Linked DNA regions of Homo sapiens: region 2 is linked to region 1. Evidence: read pairs that join two places in POLR2A ChIA-PET (ENCODE). Cell type or tissue: PC-9. All regions are shown on one strand. Links, peaks and the distances in the headings refer to the core of each region. The heading gives the core; the rest is flanking DNA. Region 1 overlaps TPTEP2-CSNK1E (TPTEP2-CSNK1E readthrough). Region 2 holds the start of LOC105373030 (a long non-coding RNA gene).

The links. ChIA-PET counts read pairs that join two places held together with the same protein. Peaks named below come from ENCODE experiments on the same cell type or tissue, not always from the same donor. Only the 100,000 strongest peaks of a DNase experiment are listed, where the experiment ranks them.
Region 2: POLR2A ChIA-PET joins it to region 1 with 6 read pairs; 4 of 35 experiments call an interaction of 5 or more read pairs at or near these places.

What each region holds. Positions count from the first base shown.
Region 1 is chr22:38,302,715-38,311,032 of GRCh38, reverse strand. It overlaps TPTEP2-CSNK1E (TPTEP2-CSNK1E readthrough), which reads left to right. Exons shown (of 15, transcript NM_001289912.2): 7 at 7,785-7,895; 8 at 8,024-8,172. CSNK1E (casein kinase 1 epsilon) reads left to right here. Exons shown (of 11, transcript NM_152221.3): 3 at 7,785-7,895; 4 at 8,024-8,172. Among named protein-coding and RNA genes, the nearest start is that of CSNK1E, 11 kb to the left of the region's middle. RefSeq lists enhancers at 1-351, 319-408, 4,901-5,150, 5,251-5,300. In PC-9, for the core only: no CTCF peak of the experiment used is centred there; DNase peaks (open chromatin) are centred at 4,712 and 5,162; H3K4me3 peaks cover 1,045 bases; H3K27ac peaks cover 7,161 bases.
Region 2 is chr22:38,421,134-38,429,451 of GRCh38, reverse strand. KCNJ4 (potassium inwardly rectifying channel subfamily J member 4) reads left to right here. Exons shown (of 2, transcript NM_152868.3): 2 at 1,281-3,125. The coding sequence starts at 1,320. The coding sequence ends at 2,657. It overlaps LOC105373030 (a long non-coding RNA gene), which reads left to right and starts at 5,234. Exons shown (of 5, transcript XR_938254.4): 1 at 5,234-5,610; 2 at 6,274-6,493. It overlaps LOC101927183 (a long non-coding RNA gene), which reads right to left and starts at 5,174. Exons shown (of 3, transcript XR_938252.3): 1 at 5,029-5,174; 2 at 4,480-4,639. In PC-9, for the core only: no CTCF peak of the experiment used is centred there; no DNase peak of the experiment used is centred there.

The DNA of each region.
Region 1 (8,318 bases), core at 197-8,196:
ACTGGTGCAAGGGCCTCAGGGGACCCTGCCCTGACTCACCATCCTGCCAGCACCCTCCTGGGCCCCTGTCTTGTTGGTTTGGGGACAGTGGTGATTGTAGGGCGTCCCCGGCCAGCCTTGCTGGCTCCATTTATTCAACACTCTGGCCACATTCTTATCCCCAGTGCTCTGCCAGGGCCTGACTCCAGATGGCCTCTGCCGGTGGGGCTGGATGCGTCCTCCAAGCCCTGCTTTCCAGGATCACCCGAGGGCCAGCACACTATGGATGTGGCTTCTGCCCCTTCTCCCTCTGCATCATAAGGGGTCAGCCAAGAGAGTGGGGCCTGCTTTGTTAAGGCACTGCTGTTGCCCATGCAGGGTCCAGAGGTGGCCAAATCTGGGCCCATTTGCTAGACTTGCATCCTGGGGAACTCTCTAGACCTCTTAGAGTCTCTGGTCCTCAGCTCTGAAAGGGGTGGCGAACAGTGTTGTTCGCTGACAGGTGGTTCCAGGGGTGAGAGTTAGTGTGGGAAATACTCCAGGCCTCTGATGGGTGGGAACTGAGGTTGCCGCCGCTGCTGCTGCCGGGACGGTGGGCTTCATCCCCTGTCCTCCAGTCCACCCATGTCCCCGATTGTGTCCATGTGTCTGTGTAGGTGTCAAGTAGGCCCCCGTGTGAGGCTGGCCACGCCCGTGGCCACCTGGAACTTGCCAAGTTCCCAGCCCCTCTAGGGCCAGCCAAGTCCAAGCCCTTTTCTGTGTCCAAGTTTGTTTTGGGAACTGGCATTCCCTCCACTGTGTCTGACTCATGGGGCATCTTCTGTTCCTGAAATCGGGCAGTTCTAGCTTCTAGGCCTTCGCATGTGGGGCACCCCTGCATCTATGCTCAGCCGGCTCCCAGACACAGCCTCTGCCAGGAAGCCTCACCTGGAGTTTGAGTGGAGAAAAAACACAGGGACTTTGGGGACTAAGTTTCAAATTCTGGCTGTGCCCCATCCAGTTCTGTCAGACCTTAGGCCAGTTACCTAACGTTTCTGAACCTCAGCTTAGCGGTTGTAAGAATTAAGGGAGCTCAGAGAAAAGCCTGGCGGCTTCCTGATAGAATTTAGAGGCCACCAAGGAACTCATTGGTGGCAGGACCTGCTGCAGGGGGAGGCAGCTCTGGCAGGTTTCCAGCACTTGCGGGGGTCAGAGGCTTTGCCTAGCAGCTTGGGTCCCTGTCCCTGGGAAGTTTGTAGCATATGATCATTTGACCTTTGGTGTCTGTTTTTCCACATGTCAAACAGAAATGCAAACAGTAGGCCAGGCACAGTGGCTCACGCCTGTAATCCCAGCACTTGGGAGACCAAGGCGGGCAGATCATTTGAGGTCAGGAGTTTGAGACCAGCCCGGCCAACATGGTGAAACCCCATCTCTACTAATAATACAAAAATTAGCCAGGCGTGGTGGTGTCTGCTTGTAATCCCAGTTACTCGGGAGGCTGAGGCATGAGAATCGCTTGAACCCGGGAGGCAGAAGTTGCAGTGAGCCGAGATCATGCCACTGCACTCCAGCCCAGGCGACAAAGTGAAGCTGTCTCAAAAAAAAAAGAAAAAAGAAATACAAACAGTAGTACTCGAAGAGTGGAGTAAGGGCTCGAGGGGAAGAGGGCCCTGTCTACCACTACCTCCCCAGCACCTCTCCTCCCTGCACACATCTGCCGAATCACCAAGTGCTGCAGGCCCTGCCTCCAAAGTGTCAATCAGTTTCTGCACCCTGCCCAGGCAGGGCCACCGTCAGCTCTTGCCTGGTCTCTGTAGTGGCCTTCCCAGGCCTTCCACTACCCCTCTAGCCTCCTCCAGCCCTTTCGTATCCACCAGGTAGCCTCAACAGGGTGATTTTTGTCCCCCAGGAGACATATGTCAAGATCTGGAGACCTTTTGGTTGTTACAATTCAGGGGGAAAGGGGTGCCCTGGCATCTAGTGGGTAGAAGTCATGGGTGCTGTTAGACTGTGCAGTGCCCAGGGCAGCCCCACAACCAGGAATTCTCCAGCTCCAGTGTCAGTAGTGCCACGGTTGAGAGATCCTGTGATCACACACCTGAACATGGCCCTTGGTGCCTCAGGCTGAAGGCCAGGATCTTAGCCGGCCATTCAAGACCCTTCAGATCTCTTCCCTGCCCACCTCTTCCACTGTCTTTTTCTGCCACCCCATGGTTCCCGCTGCACCTGCTGCTGTTGGGCCTCTGCTTGTGCCGTGACCTCTCTTGTCTGTCCAGTACAGTCCTGTTTGGGAGCCAGGAGCCCTTGCAGCCTGCCCTCCCGGAGGCTCTCCTTTCCTCATAGCATGGCTTATTCCCTCTTCCCCTCCTCCCACTGGGTGGACACCGGCTCATCTCTAGCCTAGGGGCTGCACTTCCCACCAAGCCGAACATCATGGAGCATTGACTGTGTGCCAGGCACTCTTGTAAGCATGTTTGTCTGTCAGAACATCCCAATGAGCCAGATAGTGTCATCGGTTTACACATGAGGTACCTGGGGCTCAGAGGGGTGAAGTGCCTTGTCCGACGACCCCTGGCCAGGGGATGTCCGAGTCAGGATTTGGGCTCTAGTAGGTTGGCTCTGAAACTCACACTTCAACCGCTGCACTCTCCTGCCTCTCTGCTCATGGGGAAATGGAGCATGGCCAGGGGACTCTAAGGATCCTCACTGTCCCCTGGAAACCTGTGTGGCTCATCCCAGTGACGAGCATTGATGTGTCAAAAGCTCTTTACAGTTTGCAAAGTACTTTCATTCCTGTTGCTGGCTAGATTGAGTTATTCATTCTGTTTTTCTTTTTCTTTTATTAAAAATCCAAATACTCAAAAATCAAAACACAAAAATGTGTTAAGTGAAAGAAGCCAGTCACAAAAAATCACGTTGTATGATTCTGTTTGATTCTATTTCTGTGAAATGTCCAGAAAAGACAAATCCATAGAGACAGAATGTAGATTAGTTGGGGGGCAGGGGATGGAGCGAGGAGATAGGACCTTACCCCACTAAAGGCTACAGGTGTTTTCAGGGTGATGAAAATACAGCCCTCCTGGGCCAGGCACAGTGGCTCATGCCTGTAATTCCTGCACATTGGGAGGCTGAGGCAGGTGAATCACTTGAGCCCAGGAGTTGGAGACCAGCCTAGAGATGGCAAACCCTGTCTACAAAAAATACAAAAATTAGCCAGGTGTGGTGGCTTGCGCCTGTAGTCCAGCTACTCGAGAGGCTGAAGTGGGAGGCTCACTTGCGCCCCAGAGGTTGAGGCTGCAGTGAGCTGTGTTAGTGCCACTACAGTCCAGCCTGGGTGGCAGATTGAGACCCTGTCTCAAAAAGAAAAAGAAAATACAGCCCTCCACCTTCGGTACCTGTGGGGAATAGGTTCCAGGATCCCCCTCAGATACCAGAATCCTCTGATTCTCAAGTTCCTGATATAAAAAGCTGTAGTATTTGTATATAAGCTACGCGCATCCTCTGTATACTTTTTTTTGTTTTGAGACGGAGTCTCGCTGTGTCGCCAGGCTGGAGTGCAGTTGTGTGATCTCGGCTCACTGCAACCTCCGCCTCCCAGGTTCAAGAGATTCTCCTACCTCAGCCTCCTGAGAGCTGGGATTACAGGCGCTCCCACGGGAGCACCTTGGCTAATTTTTGTATTTTTAGTAGAGATGGGGTTTCATCATGGTGGTCAGGCTGGTCTGGAACTCCTTGCCTGGTGATCCGCCTGCCTCAGCCTCCCAAAATGCTGGCACCTGGCCTTCTCCATATACTTTAAATCATCTCTAGATCACTTATAATACCTAATACAATGTAAATGCTATGTAAATAGTTATTGTACTGTATTTTTAATTTTTATATTATTTACCTATTTATTTTTGAGACATGGTCTTGCTCTGTCACCCAGGCTGGAGTGTGGTGGTGTGATCATAGCTCACCGCAACCTTGACTTACTAGGTTCAAGCAGTCCTCCTGCCTCAGCCTCCCAGGTAGCTGGGACCACAGGCACGTGCTACCACGCCTGGCTAATATTTGTATTTTTTGTAGAGATAGGGTCTCACTATGTTGCTTAGGCTGGTCTCGAACCGCTGGACTCAAGTAATCCTCCTCAGCCTCCCAAAGTGGTAGTACTACAGTTGTGCATCACTGCACCCAACCTATTTCTTATTGTTGTGTTGTTATTTTTTATTTTCTCCCCCCACGTATTTTTGATCCATGGTTGAATCGGCAGATGCGGAACCCACAGCAGATGCTGATACGAAGGTATCAGCTGATAAGAAGATGCTGTGTTCTAATTTTTAATTTTTTTTTTTTTTTTTTTGAGATGGAGTCTTGCTCTGTCGCCAGGCTGGAGTGCAGTGGCACAATCTCGGCTCACTGCAACCTCTGCCTCCTGGGTTCAAGCAATTCTCCTGCCTCAGCCTGCCGAGTAGCTGGGATTACAGGCGTGCGCCACTACGCCCAGCTAATTTTTGTACTTTTAATGGAGATGGGGTTTCACCATGTTGGCCAGGATGGTCTTGATCTCTTGACCTTGTGATCCGCCTGCCTCGGCCTCTCAAAGTGCTGGGATTACAGGCGTGAGCCACCGCGCCCGGCCTGTGTTCTAAAATTGATTGTGGTAATGGCTGCGCAAGCTTGTGAATATACTAAAAACGGTGAGTCGCACACTTTGAGTGACTCAATTGGAGAGTTATCTGAATTACATCTCAATAAAGGTGTTGAAAGAAATTGCAACTTATAACACAGTATCCAGTGAAGCGTCCCCCACCCCTTCCTCCCTGACCCACTTAGCCCTGTACAGTCATGTTTCTGTTCAGTGTTTCTTTATGTAGCTAGAGCCAAACACAGATACTTAGTTCCCCACCTTTTTAAAGAAAACTGAAATGAGAGTGTGGAATATACACTGTTCTGTGCTTTGCTTTTTCACTTCCTGTATCTTGGAGATCTTTCCACTTGTGTGCAGAGAGAGCTTCCTGGTTCTTTTTCCATTGTATTCTGTTTTATGGATGGGCTATTCTTTATTTAATCAGCCCCCTCAGGAGGGACATTTGGGTTGTTTCCAAGCTTCTGCTGTTCCAAACAGCCTGCAGCCGACAGCCTTGTCCCCGCCTTGTTTTGCACCGTGCTAGGATGTCAGGTAAACTCCCAGAAGCGGGGTTGCTGGTCAGGGCTGAGTAGCGTCAAATCCCCCTCCAGTGGCGACTCAGCAGTTGACGCCTCCACCACCTGGGAGGAGTGCTCAGCGCCCCCACAGTCTTGCCGACAGACAGGTGTGTTATCTCGTAAGACTTTTGACAATCCTAGGTGAAACATGGTCTTTCACGATCATATTAATTTGCATTTCTCTTACAAGGAGGTTGGGCATCTTTCCCTATGAGTAAGGCTTTTCTATTAATGATTTCTTTCTCTGTGAAGTGTGTGTTTCAAATCCTTTGGCCTATTTTCTGCTGAGTCTTTTTCTGACTGATTTGTAGGAGCTCATTACATATTAGCTCTTTGCCTGTGATAAGAATTGCAAGTGAGTATGTCTCTTAGGACTTTATTTCCGGTGTTTTTGCCATGCAGAAGGGATTCTTTTTTTTTTGGAGAGGAAGGAGCTTTTTTTTTTTTTTTTTAAATGGCTTTAGGATTTTGAATCAGGGATAAAAATAAAAGCTTTGCCTAACCCCAAGGCTATAAGGCAATTCTCCCTTCTTCTAACATTTCATTGTTATTTCTTATTAAACGTTGAGTGGATGCAAAGAATACGTATAGAATACCTGCATGGCCTAAGGTGTCCCTCCCTGGGAACCACCGTCTGACATTTAATCTTTTTCCTTTCTTTCGTGTTTAAATCTGTATTGTCCAGTCTTGTTGCCTGTTTTGATATGGAAACAAGTAGAACTGTGCTTGCACTCTTCTTTTTTTTTTTTTTTTTTTTTTTTTTGAGCTGGAGTTTCACTCCGTCACCCAGGCTAGCGTGCAATGGCACAATCTCGGCTCACTGCAACCTCCGCCTCCTGGGTTCAAGTGATTCTCCTGCCTCAGCCTCCCAAGTAGCTGGGATTACAGATGCCTGCCACTGCGCCCGGCTAATTTTTGTATTTTTGGTACAGACAGGGTTTCACCACCTTGGCTGGGCTGGTCTCGGACTCCTGACCTTGTGATCCACCCGCCTCAGCCTCCCAAAGTATTGGGATTACGGGCGTGAGCCACTGTGCCTGGCCTCGGGTAGAATGTTTTCAAGGTGCACTCGTGTCGTAGCGTGTATCGGTACTTTATTCCTCTTTATTGCTGAATAATATTCCGCCGCATGGAGGCACTGCATTCCATTCATCCTTGCATCTGTGACAGATGTTTGTTGTTTCCACCCTCTGGCTGCTGTGAGGAGTGCACCCCTGGGACCAGGGTCATTGTGTGAAGCAGGCATCCTTTCCTCTTCACTGCCGCCTGGGATTCCCTGGTGACTGCGCCACTGTTCCTGTTCTTCTGCTGCTGAGCACTTGGGCTGTTTGCTCCTGTGTCCATCCTTGTCCTGTCCCCCTGGTGCACACGTGTTTCTGAAGGATGTACACTCAGGAGTGGGGTTGCTTGGGCGAGCGTTTGTTTATGTTCAGCTTCACCCAAGAGGTGCACAGGGGCTGTGCCAACTCACACCCACACCTTTATTTCTTATATACAAACTTTTCCTCTACTTGAGATTTCTCCTGGTTGTGGTGTGAGCCATGGTGTCTTTTCTCAGGTGGCCAGCCGGTTGTTCAGGGACATTATTAATGAACAGTCTCATCTTTTCCTCTGATGTGAGGTCCTGCCTTTCTCCTGTCTTGAACTCCTCCTGAGGCTGTGTCCCTGGGGGTTGTTCTGGCCTGTTTGTGTCCTGTTGCGACACTGTCCTACTCCTCCTGCTGGGCTCGCTGCTGGCCCCAGGAAGGAGACACCCTGTCGCCCAGCCTAGCCCCAGCCCTTCATCTCATCCACCCATACAGCCAGGGAAACTGAGGCAAGGTACACTTTGGGCTTGGTCTTTCTTGTGACTTCTTGAGTTGGGCAGTGGGCCCAGGCAGAGAGCGGGGCCTTGGTGTGTGTGAGGGTATTTTCTTAGAGCCCCTTGAGAAGCCAGGAGTGGACTGGGGGAGACGGGGAGGTGCAGGCAGGACCTCTGACCTATGCTGGAGGCCAGCAGAGCCGGGGTTGATCTCAAGGCCGCCATTTACAGGTCAGGTGACCTTGAGCTGGGTCTCTAGCTGGGTCTCTGTTTTCTCATCTCTACAAGGGGGTTGAGAATCGAATGAGACACTGGATTAGAATGTGCAGGGCTGCCTCTGAAGGCATCAGCATTGACTGAGGGGTTGCTGCGGCTGTCCCATCCTCATCCTGTAGGCCAGGGTGGTCCTGGCTTGTTCTGGTGTGTTCGGCAGCCCAGCCCCATTGGGCCTCTTCTGCACGTGCCACCATCTCAACCCGACAGACCTCACTGCCTGAATTTGCTCTAGGACTCAGCCCCCTCCCTTAGGTGGTCTGTGAGCCTTTTGCATACCTGACCCTTGCCCCACTCACATCGGGCCTTCTTGTCGCCCCAACCTGTGGCCCTGGGTAGCCCTTGTGTGTCACCTCTGTCCCTCACAGCGCTGACCTTCTTTCCCCTCAGGAACCCTTTGCCGGGGCTCCTTTGCCCCCTTCCCAGCCTCCCCCAAGAGCTCCTCAAGGGCAGATGGCCCCGGGCCCGGCACACGCCAGATCTCAGAAATGCTTAGTGGGGCGCCTGGGACTGCCTGGCCTTTGAGGGTGACCCTGGTCCCTTGCCTCCCTGCCCCGGGCAGGTGCCAACATCGCCTCTGGTGAGGAAGTCGCCATCAAGCTGGAGTGTGTGAAGACAAAGCACCCCCAGCTGCACATCGAGAGCAAGTTCTACAAGATGATGCAGGGTGGCGGTGAGCGCAGGGTGGGCGGCGGCGGGCGCCGGGTGGGTGGCGGTGGGCAGCCATGAGCACAGGGTGGGCCGGGCGTGGCTGGCTGCCTGCCTCTGACCCCTGACAGAGGCCCTCTGCTTGACCCCCAGTGGGGATCCCGTCCATCAAGTGGTGCGGAGCTGAGGGCGACTACAACGTGATGGTCATGGAGCTGCTGGGGCCTAGCCTCGAGGACCTGTTCAACTTCTGTTCCCGCAAATTCAGCCTCAAGACGGTGCTGCTCTTGGCCGACCAGATGGTGAGTCCCCGTCCCCTCCATCCCCAGCCAGATGCCTGTGGGCCCAGGATACCAGCCCTGCCTCCTGCCCCCAGAGGATGCCAGAGGATGGGCCTGGGCCAGGGGACCTTGTCCACTGGCTATAGAATTGTAGGTGTTTATTTATT
Region 2 (8,318 bases), core at 296-8,295, 120 kb before region 1:
GTGTCCTCCCCTCCCACTCCCTGTCTCCCCGCCATCAACTCATTCATGTTGGTGCCACGCAAGTTTGTATCCACTGCCAGCTTTGTGGCTGGCAGGTGGCTTTCCATCTCTGAGCCACCTGGGACATGGGAATAGCGATGTCTACAGAGGAGTCAGAGCTGGGGGCTCCCCCTTCCTCCACCCTGACTGTCACATTGGATTCTCCCCTCACCACTGCTCCTAACAAGTGTGGGCACTGGGCAGGAATTTGGGCTCAAGGACTCAAAGCAACACTGGGAGAGAAGAGTCTAAGAAAGGAGCTCAGACCCAGGTGGGGCTGCGGGTCCCAGTAGAACTTTTTCTTTCTTTTTTTTTTTTTTTTTTTTTTTGACATGGGGTCTTGCTCTGTGACCCAGGTTGGAGTTCAGTGGCATGATCACAGCTCACTGCAGCCTTGACCCCCTGGGCTCAATAGATCCTCCTGCCTTAGCCTCCTGAGTAGCTGGTACCAGAGGCATGCACCACCATGCCTGGCTAATTTTCTTATTTTTTGTAGAGATGGGGTCTCACTCTGTTGCCCAGGCTGGTCTCAAACTCCTGGCACAAACAATCTTTGCATCTCGGCCTCCTAAAATGCTGAGATCACAGGCATGAGCCCCTGTGCCCAGCCAGAAATTTCTCAGTGATAGAACTCTCCTGTGTCTTCTCTGTCCAGTGTGGTGGCCGTTGACCACATGTGGCTCCTGATCACTTGAAATGTGGCTCATGCAAGGAAGGAGCTGCAGTTAATATTTTATTTCGTTTTAATTAAATGTAAAGAGCCACACGTGGCCAGTGGCTAGTGCACAGGAGGATGTCCAGCCCCCGAGAAGCCCAAAAGTGCAGAGATGGAATCCAGGGAGGGAAGCGGGCTTAGCGCCTCCGTGGCTCCCTATGCTCAGGGCAAGCAGGACAGAGGGACAGGGAGGAACCAAGATGGGCATCAGGAAGCTTCCAGAACAGTGAGCATAGGAGGGCCGGAGGGGCAGTGTTGAGGGGCAGGGACTAGGACCTGGATCCTTGTGGCTTTAGCTTCCTGGTCTATGGACCCCAGTCTCTAAGCTGGGCCGGACTGGGTGGCACTGGCTCAGACCCTGTCATCAGAGCCACCTCTGCTGCCACCCTCCGCCTGCCGGGGCAGAGGAAGTCTTAGGTCCTGGTCCAGGCTCACCTGCTTCTGAGAGTCTTGGGGCTGAGTCTGAGTGGCCCCGAGGGAGCCCCTCGCTCCCCAGCATCTCACCTGTCCGGCTTCTCCTCCGCAGGCCCTGCGTCTTCCCAGGTGACCACGCCGGCTTCAGGACATGCACGGACACAGCCGCAACGGCCAGGCCCACGTGCCCCGGCGGAAGCGCCGCAACCGCTTCGTCAAGAAGAACGGCCAATGCAACGTGTACTTCGCCAACCTGAGCAACAAGTCGCAGCGCTACATGGCGGACATCTTCACCACCTGCGTGGACACGCGCTGGCGCTACATGCTCATGATCTTCTCCGCGGCCTTCCTTGTCTCCTGGCTCTTTTTCGGCCTCCTCTTCTGGTGTATCGCCTTCTTCCACGGTGACCTGGAGGCCAGCCCAGGGGTGCCTGCGGCGGGGGGCCCGGCGGCGGGTGGTGGCGGAGCAGCCCCGGTGGCCCCCAAGCCCTGCATCATGCACGTGAACGGCTTCCTGGGTGCCTTCCTGTTCTCGGTGGAGACGCAGACGACCATCGGCTATGGGTTCCGGTGCGTGACAGAGGAGTGCCCGCTGGCAGTCATCGCTGTGGTGGTCCAGTCCATCGTGGGCTGCGTCATCGACTCCTTCATGATTGGCACCATCATGGCCAAGATGGCGCGGCCCAAGAAGCGGGCGCAGACGTTGCTGTTCAGCCACCACGCGGTCATTTCGGTGCGCGACGGCAAGCTCTGCCTCATGTGGCGCGTGGGCAACCTGCGCAAGAGCCACATTGTGGAGGCCCACGTGCGGGCCCAGCTCATCAAGCCCTACATGACCCAGGAGGGCGAGTACCTGCCCCTGGACCAGCGGGACCTCAACGTGGGCTATGACATCGGCCTGGACCGCATCTTCCTGGTGTCGCCCATCATCATTGTCCACGAGATCGACGAGGACAGCCCGCTTTATGGCATGGGCAAGGAGGAGCTGGAGTCGGAGGACTTTGAGATCGTGGTCATCCTGGAGGGCATGGTGGAGGCCACGGCCATGACCACCCAGGCCCGCAGCTCCTACCTGGCCAGCGAGATCCTGTGGGGCCACCGCTTTGAGCCTGTGGTCTTCGAGGAGAAGAGCCACTACAAGGTGGACTACTCACGTTTTCACAAGACCTACGAGGTGGCCGGCACGCCCTGCTGCTCGGCCCGGGAGCTGCAGGAGAGTAAGATCACCGTGCTGCCCGCCCCACCGCCCCCTCCCAGTGCCTTCTGCTACGAGAACGAGCTGGCCCTTATGAGCCAGGAGGAAGAGGAGATGGAGGAGGAGGCAGCTGCGGCGGCCGCGGTGGCCGCAGGCCTGGGCCTGGAGGCGGGTTCCAAGGAGGAGGCGGGCATCATCCGGATGCTGGAGTTCGGCAGCCACCTGGACCTGGAGCGCATGCAGGCTTCCCTCCCGCTGGACAACATCTCCTACCGCAGGGAGTCTGCCATCTGACCTCCAGGCCCGGCCCTCACCACTGCCCACAAGAGCCTCTGCCGGGGGTGGGATGCCAGGACACCCCCTCCCACACTCAGGACAGAGCCAACCCTGGCTCCGTGGACCTTCTGGAGGAAGGTGGGGGTTTCAAAGACTGGGGGACCCCTTCCTCCTGACTCCAGCACCCAGGCCTGGGAAGAGCTCGGCCCCGATCAGCCTGAGTTCCGCCAGCGCCTACTTCTGGTGGCTCTAGGTCCCCGGATCCACCACCCTTCCCCCACTGACTCTTCAAGGACGTGCCCTCTTTGCTCTCAGAACCTTGGGGAAGGTGGCTGGACTGCTGGGCGGGGGACATCTCGGGGTTTCAGGGTGGGCAGGGGGTTAGTTTGGGGAGGGGGGGGTGCGTTTCTTTTGCATGACTGTGGCCTGTTGCTCATGACTTTCTTTTGTAAATATCTATAAATGGAGACAGATGGAGACACCAAATTCACTTTCTGCCGTTTTTACCTGCTGGACAGGGAGATGCAGTCCCTCTCTGTGCACCCCTCCCCACCCAGCCCATCAAGCCTAGCGCCTTCCCCTGCCCAGCTGGCTGGCCCCTTGAGGCCCTCAACGCCAGCCACCTTGGCCCTTGGATGGTGTTGGGTTTGGGTGCAGAGGAGGGACTCTGAGGGGTGGGATGAGGGACCATCCCTCCCTCCCTGCAGTCCCTCCAGCCCCGGGCCCAGCCCAGATTGACAACAGAGTTTGTAACCATATATATATATATATATATATATTTTTTTTTTATTTTTTATTATTATTTTTTTTTCTTGAGACGGAGTTTTGCTCTTGTTGCCCATGCTGGAGTGCAATGGAGCAATCTCGGCTCACTGCAACCTCCGCTTCCCAGGTTCGAGCGATTCTCCTGCCTCAGCCTCCTGAGTAGCTGAGATTACAGGCATGAGCCACCATACTCAGCTAAGTTTTGTATTTTTAGTAAAGATGGGGTTTCACCATGTTGGCCAGGCTGGTCTCGAACTCCTGACCTCAGGTGATCCACCCACCTTGGCCTCCCAAAGTGCTGGGATTACAAGTGTGAGTCACCGCACCCAGCCGTAACTATATATTTTTAATAAAGTACATGGTCCATTAGGGGTAGGCTGGTTGAAGATGGAGGGGTGAGAAGGAGAGAAAGAGAGTGAGCAAGCACACATGTAATTGTGCCTGTGTGTGTCGTGTGTGTGCCTGTGTGTCATGTGTGTGCCTGTGTGTTATGTGTGTGCCTGTGTATGTGGCCCTTTCTGAGTGACTGACCCTTGGAGGGAACTTTACCACCTGCCATTCTCCTTCCGGCGAGTCAATAGAAGGATCTGGAGTTGGCATCAAAGAACCAAAAGCTTTGATGTCAGAGCTTTGTTACCTAGTAGCTGTGTGACTGTCAGCTCTTGGCCTCAGTTTCATCCTCTGCAGAATGGGATTAACCATCCCTCCCGCCTGCAATGATGGGCAGGACAGCCCTGTGTGGACGTCAGCCAACCCTTCCTAACTCAGGTGGAAGTGGGAAGGGCCCACCCGATCCGCACCTCCCTACATACATGCAGATCCACACACCGCTGGTAGAGCTGGCGGCAGGACACTGATGGGAAGGGCACAGGGGCCAGGAAACCTGGTCACAGACTTAACCAAGACAGGCTTGGTCTCTGCTCTCTGTGGGACCTCGGGTAAGTCCCTTCCCTTCTCTGCCTTCGGTTAGCCTATGCTCTATAACCAGCCAGCACAAAACAGAGACCAATGACGCATCCTCTCTTAGGGTCCTGTGGGTGGGCTGGGGTTCCTAGCTGATTTCTCCTGGGCTTACCCGGCAGCTGTGCTCAGCTGGAACATCAGTGGGCCTGGAAAACCCCCGATGAGCCCATGTACATGTCGGCAGCTGGTATGGCTTTCTGGGGTGGTGGTGGGGTTTGGTTCTCCTCCAATAGGCTGCATCACATTCCTTCATGGCGACTCCGGGCAGCAACCTACGAGGGCAAAGGTAGAAGCTGCAAGGTCTCCGGAGGCCTAGCCCCTTGAACTTGGATAACATCATTTCCACTGCAGTCTATCGGCCAGAGTCCAGGTCACGAGGCCAGCCCAGATTCAAAGGGTGGGAAATTAGTTTCCACCTTTTGGGAAAGAGGCAAAGTCACATTGCCAAGGACATGCCGAGCAGGAGGGAGCTGTGGCCATAGTTGGTCATCTATCCCAGAGCCTTGGAGTTTGAGGGTTCCTCCCACCCGACTTCTACTCTACAGGCTGACTGTGTGCCCCAGGCTGAAAGGAAGCAGAAGGCACCCTTCTGGGTCCCAGGGATCTTCCACACAAAGGTGCCAGCTGCCTCTAGAAACAGGGAACCAGCAGGCAAGCTTACCTGCTGTGCAGCACAGCGAGCTGCCTTGTGAATGACCACGTCTCACCAGCCCCGGCAGCATAGCTGCCGTTTGGGTGGATCACTGTGCACCCCGTATGCTGCGCTGCTGCAGAAGGAAACTTGAGGCCTCTTTCCTGGAGACAGAGCCAAGCTCAGGATCCAAGCCTCCCAATAGATAACTCATAATGTCTCTCATTTGCATAACACCTTTCACGTCCTTGGGTTCATTGAACTCTTACGAAACTCCAAGAGGAAGCCAGGACAAGGATTATGGCCTCCTTTTACTGATGAGGAAATAAATAGAGGCCCAGAGAACCAGGGGGCTGGCTGGAAACAAAGTGAGGACAGTCAGAGGCCCGGGAGCCTGCTTCTCCTTCACTCCATCCTCTCCCAGGTGGGGGCTCAATGAGGGGGAGGGGCTGCTTCCTTTCCTCCTCTGTGCCCTCCCAGATTTCCCAGAGTGCACCTGTGGCCTTTGGCCCCCACCCCCACCGAAGAGCCTGTGGGGGCCGCTCAGCAAGAAGGAAATTCAGTGGCGCATCTGCCCACATTCTGGAAGGACCCCTGGTCCCCTTCTGTCAGGTGAGTACCCCAGGGTCTCAATCCTGACCCTGGAGGCTCATGAGAGATGTCCCTCTATCCAGCCCTGCAGGCCCTGGGTGGGTCTCGCCAGGTCTCCCCACTCCTCCCACCACATCCCCAGGATGCCACGGCTTCCTGGGCTACGAGCAGTAACTGAAGAGGATTCAGGCTCAGGTGCTCCCAGACTCAGAAGCCTCCACCTAGAGCACGTCTTAGGGGATGTCTACCCTCCTCTAAGATGTGCGAGAGGCCCGGATGCAGGGTGGGGAAGGGGTACATGTGGGGTTACCCCCAAGAGGGCCCATCATCCACCATCCAGAGCAACATGGGGCGTTCCAAGGTCCCCCCAGGCCCTTCACCAGCTTGCAGCTTGCTCATATGCTTGTGGTAGTTGCTCTTTTGGGAGAGGCCTGGTCTCTCTGGTCACATGCAAGGTGACCTGTGGCAGGGTCACACAGAAGAGGCAAGTGAAAGCCCAAAGCCAGGACTTCTGGAGTGCCAAAGGGCAGTGCCAGTGTGGGCACTGGGGGAGGGGGCCACGCGGTGCCGAGAGCCCGCAGCTGCAGGGAGGCTCCCAGGCCTGGCTGCGCTGCAAACTCCTGCTGGCTCAGCTCTGCTCGGGGCTGACTCACCTTCCCTCTCCCACCTGTTCCCCTTTCACAGCCCTCCCACCTGCCTCCCTCCTCGTGCCGCTCCTCTGATCCCTCACTCCACTCCGGCTCCTGCGGCGCTGACGGAGCGGGGTGGGGGGAGTTGCTGCGTCTGGGGGTGTAAGAACCTTAGATGTCACGGAGCTTGGAATTGTGCCAACGGGCAGGCTGAAGGGGCCTTAAAGTGCTGCCAAGCCCTCCTCATGCCACACCAGCTTCCCTGCAGAGCCAGGGTAAGGAGACCCCCTCTGCCCTGCCCTGCCCTCTCTTCCCCACTTCGGTCACAGCCTCTTGGGGAGCAGGAGTGGTGGGCAGGATGGAGAGAATGAAGAGGGTATCATGCATGTGGAAGAAAAGGAGGAAGACAGGGAGGGAGGAAGAGGAAGAAAGGGAGGAAGACAAGGAAGGAGGAAGAGGAAGAAAGGGAGGAAGACAGGGAGGGGGGAAGAGGGCGGATCTAATGGGAGCAAAAAACCCCGCCCTCATCTGGCCACACCTGCCTGCCTGCCTGGAATTCCACGGTTCAGGCCTAATCCTTGTAGATTCACCATGGCTTCCTTCCCACCAGCTTCTGGAAGATTTATCTTCCTTATGAACTCAAATAGCTCACAGAAGAATAGAAAAGAACTTAGGAGGCATCCGACTCAGCTATTTCACCTCATTGCGTTCACCCCTGTCTTTGTTAGAGCCCATGGCTGCGATCAGATGACTGCTTCCTGCGTCTAGCTTTTCTCATTGCAGTTTTTTCCAGGTATTGACTTTTCTGGGTATTGATGGATTCTACATCTTTTCAATTTTTTTTTTTTTTTTTTTGAGATGGAGTCTCGCTGTGTTGCCCAGGCTGGAGTGCAATGGCGCAATCTCGGCTCACCACAACCTCTGCCTTCTGGGTTCAAGAGATTCTCCTGGCCAGGCGTGGTGGCTCACACCTGTAATCCCAGCACTTTGGGAGGCCAAGGTGGGCAGATCACCTGAGGTTGGGAGTTCGAGACCAGCCTGACCAACATGGAGAAACCCTGTCTCTACTAAAAATACAAAATTAGCCAGGCATGGTGGCACATGCCTGTAATCCCAGCTACTTGGGAGGCTGAGGCAGGAGAATCGCTTGAACCCGGGGGGGCAGAGGTTGAAGTGAGCCGAGATCATGCCATTGTACTCCAGCCTGGGCAACAAGAGTGAAACACCATCTCAAAAAAAAAAAAAAAAAAAAAATAGATTCTCCTGCCTCAGCCTCCCGAGTAGTTGGGATTACAGGTGTGCACCACCATGCCTGGATAATTTTTTGTATTTTTAGTAGAGACGGGGTTATGTTGGCGAGGCCAGTCTGGAACTCCTGACCTTGTGATCCGCCCTCAGCCTCCCAAAGTGCTGGGATTACAGATGTGAGCCACTGCGCCCGGCCTTCAATTTTTAATGACTATAGAATGTTCATCAAATTATAGAAGATCAAAAATTATACACCATTATGGATCATCAAGGCAACCCCTCATTTACAGATAGAGAAACTGAGACCTGGAGCAACGCAGTGATGAACATCTTTGTTCACTATTTTTTCTTCTTGTGCCTGTTTGCATAAGCTGAGTACAAGGTTCAAAAGCTAACAGAATTCTGGGCTCTGTCTGGCAGGCTGTAGAAATGCACCCTTCAGCCTTTGAATCTTCCTACAAGGACGATGTAGACCTGGGTCCCAGGAATTGGAAAGCGAAGGAGCTTTAAATCCAATATCCTGGCCAGGCACGGTGGCTCATGCCTATAATCCCAGCACTTTGGGAGGCCGAGGTGTGTGAATCACAAGGTCAGGAGTTCAAGACCAGCCTGGCCAACATGGCGAAACCCTTTCTCTACTGAAAATACAAAAATTAGCCGGGCGTGGTGGCGTGGGCTTGTAATCCCAGCTACTCAGGAGGCTGAGGCAGAGAATTGCTTGAACCCGGGAGGCAGAGGTTGCAAAGAACTGAGATCATGCCACTGCACTCCAGCCTGTGTGACAGAGTGAGATTCTGTCTCAAAAATAAATAAATAAATAACCAATATTCCCCTTCACAGCCACGAAAGGGG